Linked DNA regions of Homo sapiens: region 1 is linked to region 2. The links are chromatin contacts, found by Hi-C or POLR2A ChIA-PET in ENCODE. All regions are on one chromosome and are shown on one strand. Each heading gives the region's core, a stretch centred on a gene start or an enhancer-like site at or near the end of the contact. The rest is flanking DNA. Distances are from core to core; before and after follow the strand shown. Region 1 holds the start of ADD2 (adducin 2). Region 2 holds the start of PCYOX1 (prenylcysteine oxidase 1).

What was found. A loop is a pair of places that touch in the nucleus more often than their neighbours do. ChIA-PET counts read pairs that join two places held with the same protein, here RNA polymerase II (POLR2A). Pooled maps may share reads with other maps.
Region 1: a loop to region 2 is called in a pooled map, with 2.6 times the contacts of the local background. The contact joins the promoter of ADD2 here to the promoter of PCYOX1 in region 2. A Hi-C loop is called at or near these places in 2 of 50 pooled maps. POLR2A ChIA-PET finds 5 or more read pairs at or near these places in 2 of 52 experiments (HEK293 and WTC11).

Annotation. Positions count from the first base shown.
Region 1 is chr2:70,766,897-70,769,680 of GRCh38, forward strand. It overlaps ADD2 (adducin 2), which reads right to left and starts at 1,304. Exons shown (of 16, transcript NM_001617.4): 1 at 990-1,304. RefSeq lists enhancers at 439-1,004, 1,005-1,570, 1,980-2,544.
Region 2 is chr2:70,256,862-70,259,561 of GRCh38, forward strand. PCYOX1 (prenylcysteine oxidase 1) reads left to right here and starts at 1,276. Exons shown (of 6, transcript NM_016297.4): 1 at 1,276-1,415; 2 at 2,499-2,700. The coding sequence starts at 1,304. RefSeq lists silencers at 1,132-1,261, 1,532-1,641.

The sequences.
Region 1 (2,784 bases), core at 54-2,553, 510 kb after region 2:
AATGACAGTTTTTTAAAGAATTTGATAGGGTGTGGGCTGGAGCTTGCTTTTTTATTTTCTATTTCTATTTCCTATTTTCTATTTTTAGTTTTGGGCAAGAGATGGAGATTAGGGGTGAGAAAAGGAAGGAAGAGAAAAGGCAAGACAATAGGCCAGACCCGAGAGCCTGATCTGCATCCTAAAGCAGTCTGCCCCTCCCTCCCTTCCCCCCAACACCAGGTAGGCTGTGGTGTGATTTAAAAATAAGCAGACACCGACTCCCGCCTCCGGGACCGGGGATGGCCTCCGCCCCGGCTGCAGAAAGGGAGGGGAGGCAGGGAGAGGAGAGGGAAGATGGAAGAAACAGACTGGCAAGACCCCCTCGGGTACAGTGGGATTTTTCCCTCCAAAGTGGTGGAGCCGCATAAAATCAAAACCCACGAGGCCCGCTCACGTGCCGGTTGCCCCGATCTCAATGTAGGCGGCTGCCGACGCCGCACCTGCTCGGCCGGCCACTGCGGCTGAGCGCCGCGCAGCCAGCGATCGCGAGGCCCCGGGGGACGCGCCCAGCCCCGCCAAGCCCGCCTCGCACCGCTACCCCGGAGGGCGGCGGCCGAGCGGGAAGGAAAGAGAGGGGAGGGGAGGGAGGGGAGGGGAGGAGCGGCCCCGCCCGGCTAGGCGAGGCGAGGCTTGCCGCCCCTCCATTCGGACCCAAAAGAAAGCCCCACCTGTCAGGCGTTACGCTCCGGGCGAGGGTCCCACCATCCCCAAGCAGGGGCCAGTGCTTGCAGCCCCGATTTCCTAAGAGCCTCGGATGCTACATCATCACCAGAAACCTTTAGGCGCAAAACACACCGCTGCCGGCCAGGGCTGCAGCACCGACGCGCTCGGCAACAGACGCGCCCCACCTGGGCCAAGCGGCTCCCGCCCGGCCGAGGGATGCCAGGGTCTCCGCGCCAGGAGACCAGCGACCCCAGGCAGCCCACCAGGCCCGCTCCCCAGACCCTTACCTCCTGCGCGGCATCTTAGCTATCTCCGGTCGGCCACTGCGGGTTGGTTTTGTTATTTTATGGGTTTGGGGGGTGGGGTGCGCTTAAAAAATCCACCCAGCTAATCTGCAGGGCAGCGTTTTCTGCCCATGCTGCAGCCCGCGCTCGTCAGAGCTGCTGGGAGATCCCCCAGCAGTGCAGCGGCTCCGCGGCGGCGGGGATGACTGGCCACCGACGCCGCAGTTCCTTGACAAAAGGCTCGGGTTCCCGCTAGTCCCTCACAGCCCTGCCGTCAGAATTAAAGCCATTTCCCGCACGAGGCTGGGAGGAAATGAGAGCTCTCCTGGCCCTGCGCGCTGACAAAAGGCCGCTGCGCGGTGCCCACAGCGCCCCCTCCAGCAGGCCGCGCCGGCCGCCCGAGGGCCGCGGTGCTGCAGTGCCCCCGCCCGCAGCGCCCCCCACCGCCCCGCAGCGGCCTCGCCCCGCAGCACCCCCACTACCGCCCCGCAGCGCCCCCCTCCTCCCCGCAGCGCCCCCGCCCGCGCCGCCGCAGACCCCCCTAGCCAGGCTTCCAGCCCCCTTCCACCCCCGCCCCGCACCACTCACTACCCGGGATGGCCAGAGCTAAGCAGGGGAGTCTGTTACTAGGGAGAAAATCTGAAACAGAGCTCCCTTGGGGGAATGTATTCTCCCTGGAAGGAAGAAAGCAAAAGTCTTAGACTTGGAATATTTCTTTTCGTCTGGAAAGGACAGCTAGCCTTCGGAAGATAATTCTATTAGTGATTTTAATAGCAATTGTTTGACTGAATTCCAAACCAAAATTCTCCCTGTCCTGATTCTCACTCCTTTTCAACCAGGACAACATTTTTGTTGTGGCCCTGCCCTTGGGGGCTGTGGACCCAACGCTCTCCAACTCTCACTACATTCTCCTCTCACTCCTTTCCTTCCTCAGGTCTCCCGCCCCAGAAGGAACAGGTGTGTAGTGAGTGGGGAACTGGATAGGGAACCAGAATACTTCGGTTGCCGTCTCAGAGCTGCTCTTAACTAGCTGTGAGACCTTAATCAACCCACTTAACCTCTCTGGGCCTCGTTGTCTTCCTCTGTAAAATGACAGTGTACCTAAGGCACCTCCCATTTCCAATACTTTCAAGGCCTGGCCCTCAGAGAGTAGGGGTGTTAAGAGATAGCTCTGGACTTTTCACCCCCATAATCTCCACCAGTCCCCAAAACTCCCCTCAATCAACATCCTCTCCAAGGGCTTTTGAAAATGTGCTTGTGAAAATGTACAGCTTCCAGAAAAGCCTCTGGCCACTGATCTGAAACCTGATCATGGCCCCTCTGCCCTTCCAGGTTCTGGGGCACCACAGCCCTCAGACACCCCCACAAAAGTCACTGGCCCCCACCACAGTGCTGCTGTGGAACCAGAATCTCTGGAGGTAGGCTCAGGATTGGTAATTTTAACAAGCAGCCCTAGTGATTCCTTTGCACACTAACACTTTAGAAACACCACTCTGAGAGCTACTACTGATTTAGAAAAGAAAATGCTAACGACAACCCTAGATGCCAGGATAAACTTGTCTTTCTGCTTCAGCCCCCCTTCCAAGAAACATACATGCATACCTGGTCCCTGCACCCTCCTTCCACACTCAGAGCTTCTCACTCATTCTCATTCAGAATCACCGAGTCCACAAGACTTCTCCCCATTCTCCTGTCAAAACCTGCTAGAAGAATTACAACAGGCTCAGCCACACAAGATGAAACCCCTTCCCCTCCCCACCCCAGGACCTAGGTCTGTCTGGTCAAAGAAGCCAGGACG
Region 2 (2,700 bases), core at 26-2,525:
CAGCTACAGGCTGAGGCAGAAGAATTGCTTGAACCCGGGACGTAGAGTTTGCAGTGAGCTGAGATCGCACCACTGCACTCCAGACTGGGCAACAGAGCGAGACTCCGTCTCAAAAAAAAAAAAAAAAAGTAAGTGTTCAGAGTAATACTTTTCTACATTATACTGAGAGAAATTATAAATTATAAAGTATATCAAATTATATTATTTTACTAATTTTACTTTTATGTAATAAAATGCAATATATTTAAAAATTGTTAAAAAAATAAAATTTATGTCCTGCTTTTAGGCAAATGGGGAAGGCGGAGAACTTTCCACCCACGTATCTACATCGTATCTACATCTTCTCAATTGTCTTCGGCTTGAAATAATCCTTAGGCTAAAGAGGCGTATTTTGGGGTGGCACATTCTGGTGTCCTTACAGGTACACTACTTTTATTCATGTCTGTTACTACTATTACACCCCCTTCACCTTGGGCCACCCCATCCTCAGTCTCCCTCATTTTTCTTTACAGTTAGCACCATTTACCCATTCACGGAGAACCTTACAGTTCTCGCAACAGGGTGATCACTCAGTAAGTACTGTTGTCCCTTTGGTCTGTTTCTGGCAGCGATTAGCTGTGCGCATTCTTTGAGAGGAGCGACGGAGGGAACAGAAGAGGGTACTAGTGAAGAACTAAGGTGCTTCACCCAAATAGATAGGGAAGGAGGAGGAGAGCTGAGGCGAGCCTCAGCTTCTGCCTTTTTTTTTTTTTTTTTTTTTTTGAGACGGAGTCTGGCTCTGTCTCCCAGGCTGGAGTGCAGTGGCGCAATCTCGGCTCACTGCAAGCTCCGCCTCCCGGGTTCACGCCATTCTCCTGCCTCAGCCTCCCGAGTAGCTGGGACTACAGGCGCCCGCCACTATGCCGAGCTAAATTTTTGTATTTTTAGTAGAGACGGGGTTTCACCGTGTTAGCCAGGATGGTCTCGATCTCCTGACCTCATGATCCACCCACCTCGGCCTCCCAAAGTGCTGGGATTACAGGCTTGAGCCACCGCGCCCGGCCAGCTTCTGCCTTCGATGTCTTCTGAAGGAGGGTGGGCTTCGAGGCGGCAGGATGTGCTTAGGGCACTGAGTGGCCCAGAGTGGGGAGCTCCTGCAGGGTTGAGAGGACCGGCGGGGCGAGGTCGGGGCGGGGCTCGCAGGACCTGGGCGGGGCTCGCAGGGGCTGGGCGGCCTGGGGGCGGGGCTGGGCGGAGCGCGCAGCCGCGCAGCGGTGGGAGGACTGCGGGGCTCTTGAGGCCAGCTGCAGAGCTTGTGGAGGCCATGGGGCGCGTCGTCGCGGAGCTCGTCTCCTCGCTGCTGGGGTTGTGGCTGTTGCTGTGCAGCTGCGGATGCCCCGAGGGCGCCGAGCTGCGTGCTCCGCCAGATAAAATCGGTAGGCGAGAAGGGGGCGGCGCGGGAAGGTGCTGGAGCGCGCCCCGCGCCGGGCGGCCGCTGCGCAGTGCGCCCAGATCCCACAGCCGCGACGCAGTCCAGCGGTGCAGGCCGAGCCAGCTGCGCAGGTCGCGCTTTCCCCCATTCACACTTCAGGGCGGCTTTCAGCTCTGGTCGGAATAGGACTGTGCATTCCCAGGCGTGGAGAGGTGCCCACTTGAGGAATGGGCGTGGACGGGGACAGGGGCGGGCGGGCAGGCAGGCGCCTAGCGTACCTGTAGCCCCTGTCTCTTAGGTGTGGGGCTCCGGGGAGGCCTAGGTTTCTCTATCTTCCCGTTGAACACTGACCGTGAAGACTCCAGTGTTCTGGCTTGACCTGGGGCGCCCGGCCAGATTAACAGGCTCACGCAGGCACAGCACAGGGAGGAGTGCAAACAAGTTGACCCTGCCTGCTTCCCTTGGGAGGCTGAACCGCCTTCCCCCAGCTCCGCTTTGCTGAGGTCGGCCTGCTCTCAGAGGCCCTTGGCTTGCACAGTTTCTCCGCCTAGGACTAACACAGCTGCAGAAAGAATCTGTTCTCTTTCCACTGTCAAGAGCTCCAGTGTCAGGAGCCTTGGCTCTTTGCTTCCTGTCTCCCTCCCGCCCCCCTTTAAAGTTGTGTTCTTCGGTATCATTAACCTATCTACATTGAATCTAGACACAACAAAGCTAGGCATAAATGGCCGTCACTTTATTAAAAATGCGTGCTGGAAAGGTCCACCTCTAATGTGCCCGTGAGTTGGGCATCTGGAAGGGTGTGCAGGCCCCTTGGTTCCTCCATAAAGACCTGTGAGAATCTTTGGGCATCTGGAAAAAAAATCGAGTTAATGTCAATATGTTAATTAATCTACTGCTTTTGTCTGGGAACAGTGTCTGTCCAGATTCAGGGAGTTAGACCTTCGCTGCAGGTGTCACTCTTCCCCCACCAAATTGTTGGTAATAGCTTTGAGTAACAACCTCTGCTATTGATGGTCTTTCAAAAACAAAACAACTCACAGAGCTGGTAAAAGGGGAAAATATAATCTTCTGTTTTTTTCCCTCATAGCGATTATTGGAGCCGGAATTGGTGGCACTTCAGCAGCCTATTACCTGCGGCAGAAATTTGGGAAAGATGTGAAGATAGACCTGTTTGAAAGAGAAGAGGTCGGGGGCCGCCTGGCTACCATGATGGTGCAGGGGCAAGAATACGAGGCAGGAGGTTCTGTCATCCATCCTTTAAATCTGCACATGAAACGTTTTGTCAAAGA